3 separate regions of the Homo sapiens genome follow, and all the other regions are linked to region 1. The links are chromatin contacts, found by Hi-C or POLR2A ChIA-PET in ENCODE. All regions are on one chromosome and are shown on one strand. The core of a region is the stretch at or near the end of the contact, and the rest is flanking DNA. Distances in the headings are between cores, read along the strand shown.

Region 1 (4,281 bases), core at 723-3,222:
GAAATAGAAGCAAAGTCAAGTAATAAAGGTTAGTAATAAGTGTAAACAGTGGGGACTGATCTTATTTAACATTTCCATAAATTATAAAGAAGCAGTGTTTACACACCGCTTTTTAGTTTGCTAATCATAGCTCTTTCAGTTAATGCAATACAGTCATCCCCCATATACTATATACGTGGGATTGGTTCCAGGACCCACCACATATACCCCAATCCAAGCATACTCAAGTCTGCCTGTCCGTCCTGTGGAATGTGAGTATAAGAAAAGTCGGCCCTCTCAATACGGTGTTTAGAATCCCATGTACCAGGTTGCATTGATCGATCCGCACAGTTCAAACCCGTGTTGTTCAAGTGTTAACTGTATTTAGCAAATTAAGACAAAGGTAAAATGATGGAAAATAACAGTAAATGGCTTGAATTTAGATAAGGTTCACTTACGCCTTTGGGGAAGTATAAAAGTGTGGAACAAGAGGTGGACACTCAGAGGTAATCATTGGCTCCAATTAGATGGACCTATTTCTTTTATATTTTCTCACTTTTCCATGCATTTCTTGTCTATCGCCCTGAGGCTGTATGTTCAACTGAAGTGACCCTTACCAGCTAGAGGGGAATTTCAGGCAAGGGACTGCTACAATCTCTGCTACAATCTCCAAACCTTCAAGGATTGGGTAAGAGGGTGAAAAGGGTGAGATGGGTAAAGAAAATGAAGTAATACAAATTGGAAAGAGCTATCCTTTTCAAGGAAGTAAGGTGATGAAGAATGAGGGTGAGGAAAATACAAATCTGAAGGAAGTCCAGAGGAAAACAACAATGATATTGTCTCCAACTGAATATGAAAAGCATAAAATAATGGAGGGTCAAGAGATGGTTAAAAACACATCACAAAATTCCAAATTGCTCTTATCCTTTGAAGCTTAGAGGTGGTTTCAGAACAACAACAACAAAAAACTGTGTGACACAAAACTTGTTAAACAATGGGTAGAGATTGAAAATGCAAATACAATACTTTCAAATAAATTCCCAGAGTTGCTAATGTCTATCAGAGGAAAAGGAGGTGTAACGGTGCCTCCTCACTGGGTTCAGAATGCCTGGGTTCTGATCTTGGCTTGCCTACTTGTTAGTATTTCTGAGCCTGTCTCCTTGGTTGTAAAACAGCAATAAAAACACCTATCCTGACTACCACAAAGGGTGGCTTTGGCGTTCAAATGAAACCATGGATCTCTCTGGAAAACGACAGTGCCCCATAAATACAGTATTTTTGTTATTGCATCGCTGAAATTATTGCAAACCCCCAAACAAGGGGCATCTAGGGAAGAGCGACTTGGCTCTCCCACGTGGCGACTGTGTGTTTTCATCAATTTTGTCCTTTGTTTACAGGGGTATCTTGTTAAGGAAAACTTTTCAGTGTCTTAAAGATTATTTTTTAACCTACTACACAAGTAGCAAGGTGGTGCCTGTAAAAGTACCATGCAGACAAGTGCTTACGATAGACAAGTGCTCACTGCCAAGAAGCAGCCACCGGAATGCCAGGACTGTCAGCAATGACTTTCCGCGGAAGAGTTGTTCTCGAGAAAGATGCACTCATTGCATGCGACCACCCGAGGGACGCCGGCCGCCGAACGGAAACATGAATTCGTGGAAATGGCCATCTGGTGACGTAGTAGTGACACAGTTCTTATATTCTGATACATTTAATAATGTGTCACAATTCGCTGGACTAAGCAGGATGCTGCCACAAGAGGCAAACTCCCAGCGACCCGACGCCCGGCTCCCAGCCGACGAGCAAAAATAATGCGCGCGCACTCCGCTCCCATGGATCCAGCGAACGCACCGCCCCCCCACGCGGCCCGACTCGCGCGGCGACGTCGGGCCACGTGACCCTGAGCGGGACGACGGCAGGGGAGGGCGGGGGCTCCGGCCGGCTCCGCAGCGCCGCGCAGGCGCCCCAGGGCCACGCCGAACCGAGCCCCTCCTGCTCCGTCTAGGAGTCAAAATGGCGGCGAGGGGAACCTGGAGCAGTCCCGGAGCCTGAGCCACTGACAGGAGAGGAGAGGGCGGCGGCGGCGGCGGTGGGAGGAGGATGGCCGGGGGTGCTGGCGCCGGTGCGGACGGCGGTGCTGGTGGCGGCGGCGGCGGAGGCGACGGCAGCGGTCCCAGCGGCAGCAGCAGCGGCGGGAGGAGCCTCCGGGGTGAGTGTCCCTTGGTGTCTCTGAGGCTGTGGAGCCGAGGCTGTGTCCGGTGTGGCGCGGGGCGTCCGGGAGAGGAAGGGGCTGTTCTTAGGCGTGGGGGCGCCGGGGCTGGGGCCAAGCCGCCGCGGGAGGCGCTGGGGCGCCGGGCGGGGAGGGGCCAGTCGTCCGTCTGGGGCTGAGGCGCGGCGGCGCCGGACTGGCCGGTCTCTGTGCGCTCCGAGGGGCGGGCTGGAGCGCGCCGCCGTCCCTGGGGCAGGGGCGCGAGGTGTGGCGCTCGGGGCGGGGAGAGCGGCCCGAGGGAGTCGCGACGGCAGCCCGGCCGGCTTTGGGCTCCGGGCGCCGAGGGGCGGGACCCGTCGCTCCCAGGACGCTGAGAAACCGCTCCCGAGACGGGGGCGCGTGTTTACCCGGGTGCGGGGTTGCGACCGCCAGGGGTGGGCGTGAGAGTGGCCGGCGGGGTCTGGGAAGGGAGCAGGCCTGAGGACTGCTACTCCCAGGGGAAGTTAGATTGTCCGGGTAAGTTACTATTGCGGGATAAACCTGGAATTGAGCTTTGACAGGTTGGGAGGGAGACAATACCGAGTGTTTGATAAAGAAGAGGAGGCTGTGCTTGTTGGACTACTTGAATGGCAAAAAGTGTGCATATTTCAGTACCTTATTTGCACAGTGTTTGCTAGCTTTACCCCGAGGGTGAGAACTTTCTCACCGTTTTTCAAGAAACTCTGAGGAGTGTTGTTTCTCCTGTGAACTACAATTGCACGTCTTCACATACCAGCACAGATAATAAGTACTCTGGAGTAGGCCTAATTTACAGAAGCAGTCTTGGTTATCTACACCAGAGCACTGTTAACTCTGCGAAAACATCTTACTGTAATGAGAAAGTAGACATTTTTACAGAATTACTTAGCTTTTTCAACTAACAACCTTTTTGGGGGGGGGGAGACGGAGTCTCGCTCTGTCACCCAGGCTGGAGAACAGTGGTGCGATCTCGACTCACTGCAACCTCCGCCTCTCAGGTTCAAGCGATTCTCCTGTCTCAGCCTCCCAAGTAGCTGGGATTACAGGCGCCCGCTGCCACGCCCGGCTAGTTTTTGTATTTTTAATAGAGACGTGGTTTCACCATGTTGGCCAGACTGGTCTCGAGCTCCTGACCTCTGGTGATCCGCCCGCCTCGTCCTTCCGAACTACTGGGATTGCAGGCGTGAGCCACCGCGCCCGGTCTGGTCAACTAACAATCTTTTGTCCCTAATAGCATCTGTTTCCTTTAGATTGCTGAAATGAATTGCTTTCTTCCTGAAATGTGGAAGAAAGACTTGAAATTGCTTTGCAAGAATCATACGTTGTTAATAGCAACTGTTATTAGACTTGTCATGGAATTTTGGAGTCAGAAAAACTTTTAGAGATCTAAAGGTGTGAATATTGTTTTAGAGCCGGGAAACCAGACCCAGAGAGGCGAGTGACTTGTTGTGGATCCTACAGCTGGCGATGGATTAGACCAAAACTAAGATGTAGGCCTCTACACCCCATTACCCCATTTAGAGAGCTCATTGTTACTACACTGCTGAGCTGCTTACTTTTCATTGATTGCATTCTTCACCATTCACTACCTACCCCTATCCATAGGGTTTTGGTGTAATAAAGTTGAAAGCGAAAATGAGAGCCTCTGTCTCATTCTGACAGCTACTTCAAGTAACTGATGAAGATTTTTTTTTTTTCCTAACCTGAACTTAATAAAAACGGAGTGATATTTCGTTTGGAGTTTTCTTAGGCTCATGACTACATTTTCACCCAGTTTTAGCATGGCTCATTCTTGCATGAATTCAGTAAAACTCATAGGTCAATATTCTGTCCCACAAAACCTGACTACTGTATTGTTTTGTGTCCCAACACCAGCATTTAAACAAGGTTTTTCTATCAGACTCTGATTTTAGGATTTAAAGCACCTGTGTTGATTTCTAGGTTACACTACCTAGTTTCCAGGTATCATCTTGAGTCACAGCATTTTTATAGTGTGTCTCAGGTAAACCTTCGGAAGTGCAGTAATGCCAAAGTTATTCTGATTTCAGATTCTAGTCACGGAAGCTCACACATCC
Region 2 (4,281 bases), core at 1,203-3,702, 2.9 Mb after region 1:
AATTAAGTAGAAAAAATAAAGATACAGCAACTGGGTACGCCACCAACTTCATTTCCATGTAACAAATGCTTTCCAATCCTTTAAATTAGGCAGTTATTTGTTAAAAGCCTACCATTACAATGGCTAATGCCCTGGGTCAAACTATCCTATGATTCAGAAGCCAGGAAAAAATGGTACCATCTTACAAATGAAGTGTTACAAAACTGCAAAAATTAAGTACACAGAAAACTACACAATAATTATCAAACTATATATACTCCTCTCTTTTCTGGCAAAGAGTATCTACTAAATTTGCTGGAGAGTATTAACCCTACCTACCTTAAGAATGACATAAGAACTGTTCTTAATAAACACACTTCGTTGGAGGCAGTAATGGCCACGAAGGTAATTCACCTGCATTATTTGGTCTCCACTGAACCTGTGCCTCCAGCCGAGGGAACTCGAGACCTCAAGGAGAGCTAACGTGGATTTCTCTTTTAAAGAAGGATGCCTAAGAAGCCAATTACAAAATAAGTCCTAATAGAAAGCTGATGAAGTTTATACTCTTAAGTGAAAACTTTAACAGTAGGAATGGTGTTCCAATATATTGATTCTGGGTGAAAATTTGTTTTTACAAATTATAAACGGATCTTTCTTTCTACCTCAATCACTAAAAATTGGCTTTCTTTAAATGACGGAGACACGATGATTTACGTAACGCCAAGGCAACATCTGTCTTGTACAACAGGAAGCGCTGCCACACCTCGCAAGAGAAACTGTCACCTTATGGGGAGAACAGTCCCACCTCGCTACAGAACTCTCTTGTTAGAGGGGTTACCAGGAGCATCCAACTTTCTCGACAACGAAAACCTCCTCCCCCAAATGGCGCTAGCCCTGGGGGCAAAGGTGTACCAGAACCCTGCGGGGAACCATCTCCCCACCCGCCAAACCAGAAACGCAGTCGGTGATGTCAGCCCTGCACGCCGAGGAGGAAGGGGCTGTGGAAAACACACCCAGCGAGGCGCACAGTCGCATCTGGCAATCTAGAGGCTGCAGAGAAAGCAGAAACGTGGAGGGCATCTCTCTGCGGACTGGAAGTGGCGCGGGGCGAGGGACCGGGCAGGGCGCGTGCCCGGGGGCAGGCGTGGGGGGGAAGGCGGCCCCCGAGCGGGCGTCTGGACGCCGCCCCTCCTCGGCCAGGAGGGTCACCACCCCCGGCCCCCGCGCACCAGGGCTGAGGCCAAGGCCACCCGCACCTCCCACCCGCTTCTGCTCCCCCAGGCGACGAGCCCGCGGCGCCGCCGCCTCCTCCCGGAGCAGAAACTTTGCGTCTCTAATGGAAACCAAGCCGCGCGCCAGTTCCCTCCTCCCCCGCCGCCCCCCCCCCCCGCCCCAATTAGCGCGAGCCCAGCGCCTCCCGCGGGAAGTGCCTCCTGGTGCACCGAGGCTCACGCCCGCCCGCACTGCTGCACTGGGTGGGGGGCCGCAGGGTGCGAAAGCGGCAGGAACAAGCCACGGCCACACCGCAGGGCCCCGCCCGGGCGCAGGGCGGCCCGGCCGCCGCTTCCGCCCTCTCCGCCCCCAACCCCTCGCCTTCCTGCCCCCAACCCCACCCTTCCCCGGCTCCTTCCTTCCCAGCCCACGCCCGCGCCGCGCCCCCCGGGAAGAAGGAGGGGAGAGCGACCGAGGGAGGGCGCCCAGCAGGGCCGGCCAAAGTGGGGAGGTGGCGGGCGCTGACTGCGCCCCTCAACACCCGGCCGGAACAATGTGCGCCACCGGCCAGCTCCAGCCCATTCATTCTCCACTGCCCGCCCGACCTGCCACCTTCGCGCCGGCGGAGAAGCGGGGTGGGGAGGGGCGGGCCGGGGGGGGGGGTCTAGTGCCCGGCCCCGCCCGGCTCCCAGGCCGAAACGCTGCGCTGCAGGCAGCCCGGGTGCGGCGCTAGTGGATGCAGTGGGTGCGGGGCTGGGCGGGGGGCAGGGGGATTGGATGCAGAAACCCCCGCTGCAGTTGCGGCCGGAGCCCCTGCCCGTGGACGGCCTACGACCAAGTCCAGCTCCAAGGGGAACCAATAAATGAAGCTCCCTGGCAGAGGTCGCCGAGATGCAAATCCAAAATGCAACCTCCTTTAAGCGCAGCTGCTGCGTAACACTCAGAAAAGAAAAACCTCCAAGAACCAAAAACAAACAAAAAACAAACAAAACAACTAGAAATCTGGGAAGAAATCTCGGGCAGCTGCTACGCCGGCATTTGCCACTCCCGACCTACCATGGTGCGAGCGAAGGGAGGAAGAGCAGAGGGAGCGAGGGTGGCTGCACCAGCGCGGGGGCTGCGACGGCGGGGGTACCTCCGATGCCGCTGCTGCTGCTGCTGCTGCTAAGGCGCGCTGTGCGCTATGCCGCCGCCGCCGCCTGCGCCGCCGCCTGACTACGAGTAACGGCACGGCGTCCACGACACTCCCAGCACCACTGCCGGAGCGCGAGTCTGCGCCCCGCGATATATATATGGTGCGCCGTATCCCTCCGCCGCGGCGGAGCCGCCTCGCGCAGAGCGGCGCTGCGGCAGCCGGGCCTTGCCCGCCTGGTCCCGCCCCCGGGTTCGCCAGGCCTCCCGCCGCCCCCTGCGCGCCAGTCGCGGCGGCCCTACGCTGGGTCGGGGAAGCGTTCTAGGCTGGGCGCGCGGTCTCGGGTCAGGTGTGGCGGGGAGTCCTCAGGAGACGCCCACCCTGGGCGGGGGCGAAGACAGAGCGCCTGCTTAGTCCAACCTGGGGGCGGCCCAGAGCTTCGGAAGCCGTTCACTCCGCTACCTACCCCAGCCTCACCCCACCTGGGTGACCCTCCCACCTCAACATCTCCAACCGCTCCACTAGGGCTGCCGGCTCCCGCGTGCCCCTCGTCCTTGGGTCTGCAGCGGCCACTTCCAGTTTGGGGTGCTGCAGGAGGTCCTGAGAGTAGGGGGTCCGCGGGGAGGTGGAGGCAGATTGGCCACACTCCTTCAGCTGCCGAGGAGAGGGGTCTGCAGAGGACGAGGTAGTTGTCCTCCTGGAAGAAATTGGTCCTCTTCGGATTTTGGAGCAGTATCCGAGTCAAATTATTTATGCTCAGTTGCTAAATCTGTGTCATGCTGCGATGTTTAATCAGTCTTTAATGTTTTTACGTTTCCACTGAATATTTTTTAGGATGCCTGAATATTTCTCCCCTACTATTTTGTTCTTTTTCCTGGCGCCCGTCTTACTAAAATTAGTGTACCTGTGCAGCTTCTACAGACCTTAAACCCAGGCTTTAAATTTTTCGTAATTTTCCTGATCCTGAGAAGGGTCAGAGTCTTTATTCATAAATCCATAGAAACAAGGGAAAAAATAGATGCTTCAAATCCTCTGCATTACAAGTGGAACACACAGCCAATTGCCTCTCTTATGGAGCTAGATTGTATTTTAAACTACAGTTTTGATTATATTCCTTTTAAAAGACTATTTAAATCTTTAAATATACTAGTGTTTTCCATTTTTTATTATATTCCTTTTAAAATAATATTTAAATCTTTAAGTTTACTAGTGTTTTCCATTTTTCTGTAAAGTAGAGAAAGAACAATTTCAGCCAGTAATGTGAACCCCAGGACTTGTAAAAATCTAGACAAAATGCTGCAGTTTCTTTTCTTGCCAAGGCAGAACACAGAATTTGATCTTCTGTTTTACAGGGCCCGGGCAACAGTTGGAGGTTATCATTTGCTTACTGTTTCACAGAATATGGCAAAGTGTGTGATTAACATGCTGTGCTAGAAAGGGCTTTGCTTGCTTGTGTTTGTTTCTGCTTTCAACAAAGTCTGCAGGAATATGTTTTTTAAAAAAGGAAAAATGTACAGGCACATTGCAAATGCCACAGGACTTCTTGGGATAACCTTAGACAAGACGTCAGCATCTGTGGAGCTGTTCCTACTGATGTTCCTTCTGGAATGCCGCAGAAAGAGTGAACCTGCTGTTTAATTTAAAGAGAGGCTGCAGCAGCAAGCCAGGGGATGCTGCCTTCCCTCTGCAGATTAGAAAGACACTATTCACTTCACAAACCTGATCCTAATCCCTGCAAAAAAATAATAATAATACTCCTGGGCTCATAGGGGAAAACCTGAGTAGGAATAAAGCGTGCATACTAATGCGAGAGTTGGAGATAAGGAAATAGAAGAAAAGGGACTAATACAAATTAATTTTAAAGAATATGCAATAATCCAGTCAGTTACAAGCCTAAATGGCCAAACTCCTTATTAAAACTGCATCTTGGCCGGGCGCGGTGGCTCACACCTGTAATC
Region 3 (4,281 bases), core at 1-2,500, 2.2 Mb before region 1:
CAGGGCCCAGGAGCCAGGGCTGCTTCTTTTCCCCACAAACCTCTCCAAGCCCTGGCCCACATAAATTCAGCCCTGTGCTTGAGTATCTAAAGCCAAATGTCATGACTCTTCCCCGACAACATAGATCCCGACTAAGGTCAGCCGACAGCTGTCCCAACCCTTTGCTTGTAGCAACCACAGAGGATGATGCTTGACACCCTGAGCCGTGAGCCAAGCGAGATCAGCCTCCGACCTCACTAGCCTCAAGGGCAACCTCAGCCCTCTCCCCACCATCGACAGCCCTAGACCTTACCCACGAGTAGGCCAATGGCTTCCAACCTCCCCAAAGTGTCCGCGAAAGTACCTATCTCACAGTGGGTCCTTACTATGAGTTTCCTAACCGTGCAGAGCAGTCAGGCAGCGGGCCACCCTCCTCCGAGTCAGTCATTGACAAATCGCCCCGAAACGCCTATATTAGCTCGAAGTGAGGATAAGTGAACCTTTAGGACTTTACCTACTGCTCAAGTTGGCAACAGTACAGAGCCCCAGATCCTCAAGACCCAGTGAAATCAACTACACCCTCAGCCCAGACTCTACTCCAGGGCAGTACTCCTCGCCCTAACCCGGCTCGAACCTTCAGACAGACCCCGGCGGATGGAGCCCCGCTCCCCAGCCCGGCGCGGCGGAACCCCTCGGCCTCGTGCAGCGATGCTCCTGGGCCCGGGGCGGAGGGCGCCTGCCCGGCACACTGGCCTGACCTTGTCGGAGCTCCGGGTCGTCCAGCACGTTGTAGGCCGCGTAATCGCGGACGCCGTGCAGCCGCAGGATCTGCACCACGGCGTTGCTGAAGCCGCACTGGGGCTGCTCCGGCGTCCCCTTGAGGAAGACCACCACCTTGTCCTTCTTCACCAGCGCGTCCAACTGCTCCGCCGAGCCGCCGCCGCCCGCGCCCGAGCCCGCCGCCCGCACGCCCGGACCCCAAAGGCCACCGCCGCCCGCGCCGCGCCCCCAGCGGAGCAGAGCCGCCGCAGCTCGGCCGAGGGACCCGCTCATCTCCGCACGCAAGCCGGAGCCCACGACGGCCCGGGCCCACAGCTGGCCACCCAGAGCGCTCCCCGGCCCGCGGCAGTCCGACCCGCCCCCTGGAGGCCCTCATTGGGCCGGCTCTAAACTGCCCTCCGTGATTGGACAATACTGATCAGTAATTACTCGATTCCACCAATCATGTTGCTCGTCCCGCCCGGCAGGTAGGAGGTGGGCCTTATGCCGGAGCCTCATCCTACTGCCTTACTATTGGTCGTCGGCAACCGCTTTGTTAGTTAATTGGAGAGACTGGATGTCCATCAGGGTCACGCTTGCAGGGCAACGAGAGGCAAAACAAGAGGGAAGACGACTTTCCTCCTGTGAGCCAATGAGGCCAGCTGGACTACGCCGAGACAACTGGGAGAGGCGCGGGACTCGCCCGTTCCGCGGAACGCCGGGAAGGGGTCACCTCCTGATGAAGTTTCCGGTTCCGGTGTCAGCGGCGGTTGAATTGCCATGGCAATGCGGTGGGCGCGCGCTTGTCGTGTTGGTCTCTTGGGAGGTAGCGGGGCTAGGCCGGGCGGGTATCCGCCTCTCCCAGCTTAGGTGAGCGTCCCCGGGCGCCTCCGGAGCGCCGCGGCCGCATGCAGTTCGTCGTGGCGGGGAGCCGGAGCCTGACCGGGGTTCCAGCGCTCGGGCCGTAGCCTTGGCTCCTGGACTTTCCCTGGCTCCGCCGCCACGTGGGAGCTGAGGCTCTGGGGCTTCCGCCTCCGGCGCGCGATTATTTCTCTAGAACAGTTTTCATTTTTAAAATTTGTAAAGCGCTTTTGCCTGTGTGATTTCCTCTGGGTTTTTTTTTTTTTTCTTCCTTTTTGTAGAGACGGAATTGGCGGCGGGGGCGGGGGGTCGATGTCTCACTTTTTTGCCCAGGCTGGTCTCGAACTCCTGGCTTCAAGGGATCCTCCTGCCTCGGCCTCTTAAAGTGCTGGGATTACAGGCGTGAGCCACCGCCCCCGGCCGCCTCTGAGTTTCCAGCCTCGTTGGCCCTCCAGCCTTTTAACCTGTTGGGCCTAGGATCAGGAAAGGTTTGTTGAATGGGGAACTAAGAAGTGAATTCGTTCGTTCGACAAACGTTTCCTGAGCAGCCGCTGGGTGCTAGGCGCAGTGCCAGCGCGGAATGTCCAGGGAGACCTGGTGCCCAAAGCTTGGACCCATCGTGAGAAATGAGAAGCAGATACAAAGCAGTGTGGGAGTGCAGAGGAGACAAAGCAAGCCTCATCAGGCCCATTGCTTGCTCTGCTCTCCCTTGTACTTACCAGTGCTTGACAATATACAGTTATTTACTAGCTTGGTTATTGACTTCCTACCCAGCACTCAGTTTTATTCACTGCTGTATCCTCAGTGCCTAGGACGATGCTTGGAACGTGGTAAGTGCTCCTATTGGCGGGAAGAATAAATCCGGAAGAGCAGGACCAGTGGACTTGCTACATAATCTGTAGTCTTGGAGCCGCACAGGGTTGGTGGTACCCTCGAGCACACCAGACTTGCAGAAAAAGCATACTCCAGAGGAAGCTGAGGCATGCCTGCTCGAGAGCCAGCTGTTCCATGTGCAATTTTCCTCTGATAGTTTCTGGTCACTGTTGCCACGGTGATAATGACTGGGCTATGTCATTATCTATCCGCCAACAGTAAGAGAAGCTTTGCAGTCGAGATATTGTTTAGCAGATGGAGTGTTTTCTGTTGAACACTAAGTACTGCCACAAGTTACTTTTTTTTTTTTAAACTTTGAGTATTTTTTTACAATGTTGCTGGAGGTGATCTGTTTATGCTTTGAGAGTGTTCGAATTTAAAATCAGAAAATCATGTCAGTGAGTGAGTCTTTCAAATAATCCTTCGGCATGAAACCTGAGCCTAGTAAACTATGAAAGTAAACTCGGCACATTACCCGAAAGTCTCAATGTCATATTTTCACCCCCATCAATATTATTGATGATTGCTCATTTTCTAATGTGGGACCTGAAATTTACCAGGTGCTTAAAGAATCTTTTTGTTTTTCAGATTCATTGATTCCAGGTAAATCAGAGGAACAAGCAACATGAACAGAAATATGTAGAAAAAGCTATTATGCAGAAGCATAATTGTTGTTTCAGAAGTCCAGCATCTGGTGCACTTAACAATAGAGAATATATTAAACTCTTTCCAAAATAACCTGTTGTTCCTACCTGTGTTGTAAGTGTTTTGTTTGTTTTTAAGTAAATATTGGTGATTTGTTGCCAAAAACCTAAACTGTTTGTTGCTGTCAACTTAAATAACGAACAGAGAGAGGCTCTCTAAAAGAAAATGGCATTTATTCAGGAATAGAGCACTGCAATGAGAAAATGCATGCGATAGTTAACTGTGTGTATCCTGGGAGATAGAGGAAGACAAAGGTCTTTAAAGGAAAAATGAGGAGGGTTACATAATTGTTTTGAGATAATTATTTTTGACTACAAGGATCAGTAACAAAGGTGACACCAGTCCCAGGTTGGACAGGCAGGTGCTCGGCAGGCATTGCAGAAGTATTTTTTGTGTAAGATTGAGATGGCCTTTGTGCAGGATTGTGGTTTTGGAATCTTCTGTGATCGTTTTTGCTATCAGGCATTTATGCTTGCGAACTCTTTATGGCCTTCCCTGTGTCTATTTTGATTCCACCTTTCTCATTGCCCACTCTAAACTGTAATTCTGCTTTTATGTTGACTGAGATCAGGAGAAGAATTTGCAAACTTATATCCTGAGACAGAACAGTAATGAGGAGTATCGTGTTCCTTACCTAATGTATAATATTGGGCTCAGAAGCAGTTGTCTTTTTTATTTGTTGAACGTTGTATTAAGTTGAGAATGCAGCTGCCATTAAAGATTAAGAGTAATCCTTGAGAAGGAAGAGTACAAAGCCTGTGTTTTGCTAAATCATAGTGAAGTTGCCGTGTTTTTGTAGAATATGATAAGAACATACAGTGTGTGAAATGCTAAGGATATGGAAAAGCATGTTGGTGCTCTTTCAAGGAGCTATTTTGATAGCATGAGCAAGGGCAGGAAACAGATCATGTATCTGAACCAAAGAAATTGAAACAATACATCTAAATTTAAATTTTTAATAAAACAACCCAAAATATAGTGAAATACTTAGCACCAAACATCAGTGATCTTAAGAAGCAAAGAAAACAGTATTCAAAATACTTCGTCCAAAGTATCAGACTTTTGCATAAAGTTTGGCATTTTGGTTTTGAGATTCCTCTTTAG

Evidence for each region. Hi-C counts contacts between places; a loop is a spot of excess contacts on that map. ChIA-PET counts read pairs that join two places held with the same protein, here RNA polymerase II (POLR2A). Pooled maps may share reads with other maps.
Region 2: a pooled map shows a loop between it and region 1 (15-fold over the local background). The contact joins the promoter of CALM1 here to the promoter of BTBD7 in region 1. A Hi-C loop is called at or near these places in 2 of 37 single-sample maps with no recorded cell type and 9 of 50 pooled maps. POLR2A ChIA-PET finds 5 or more read pairs at or near these places in 1 of 52 experiments (activated CD4-positive, alpha-beta T cell).
Region 3: a map of gastrocnemius medialis shows a loop between it and region 1 (6-fold over the local background). The contact joins the promoter of SNHG10 here to the promoter of BTBD7 in region 1. A Hi-C loop is called at or near these places in 3 of 168 maps with a recorded cell type or tissue (CD8-positive, alpha-beta T cell, gastrocnemius medialis and naive thymus-derived CD4-positive, alpha-beta T cell) and 14 of 50 pooled maps.

What each region holds. Positions count from the first base shown.
Region 1 is chr14:93,330,727-93,335,007 of GRCh38, reverse strand. It overlaps BTBD7 (BTB domain containing 7), which reads left to right and starts at 1,972. Exons shown (of 11, transcript NM_001002860.4): 1 at 1,972-2,188. It also overlaps a transcript of UNC79 not described here.
Region 2 is chr14:90,395,200-90,399,480 of GRCh38, reverse strand. CALM1 (calmodulin 1) reads right to left here and starts at 2,452. Exons shown (of 6, transcript NM_006888.6): 1 at 2,248-2,452. The coding sequence starts at 2,250. RefSeq lists enhancers at 721-1,020, 2,191-2,240, 2,362-2,656 and silencers at 1,081-1,150, 1,191-1,260, 1,341-1,890, 1,901-2,060, 2,341-2,760.
Region 3 is chr14:95,531,841-95,536,121 of GRCh38, reverse strand. SNHG10 (small nucleolar RNA host gene 10) reads left to right here and starts at 1,250. Exons shown (of 1, transcript NR_003138.3): 1 at 1,250-3,210. It overlaps GLRX5 (glutaredoxin 5), which reads right to left and starts at 1,072. Exons shown (of 2, transcript NM_016417.3): 1 at 738-1,072. The coding sequence starts at 1,032. It also overlaps SCARNA13. RefSeq lists silencers at 640-699, 910-1,199 and enhancers at 1,340-1,799, 1,063-1,852, 1,853-2,642.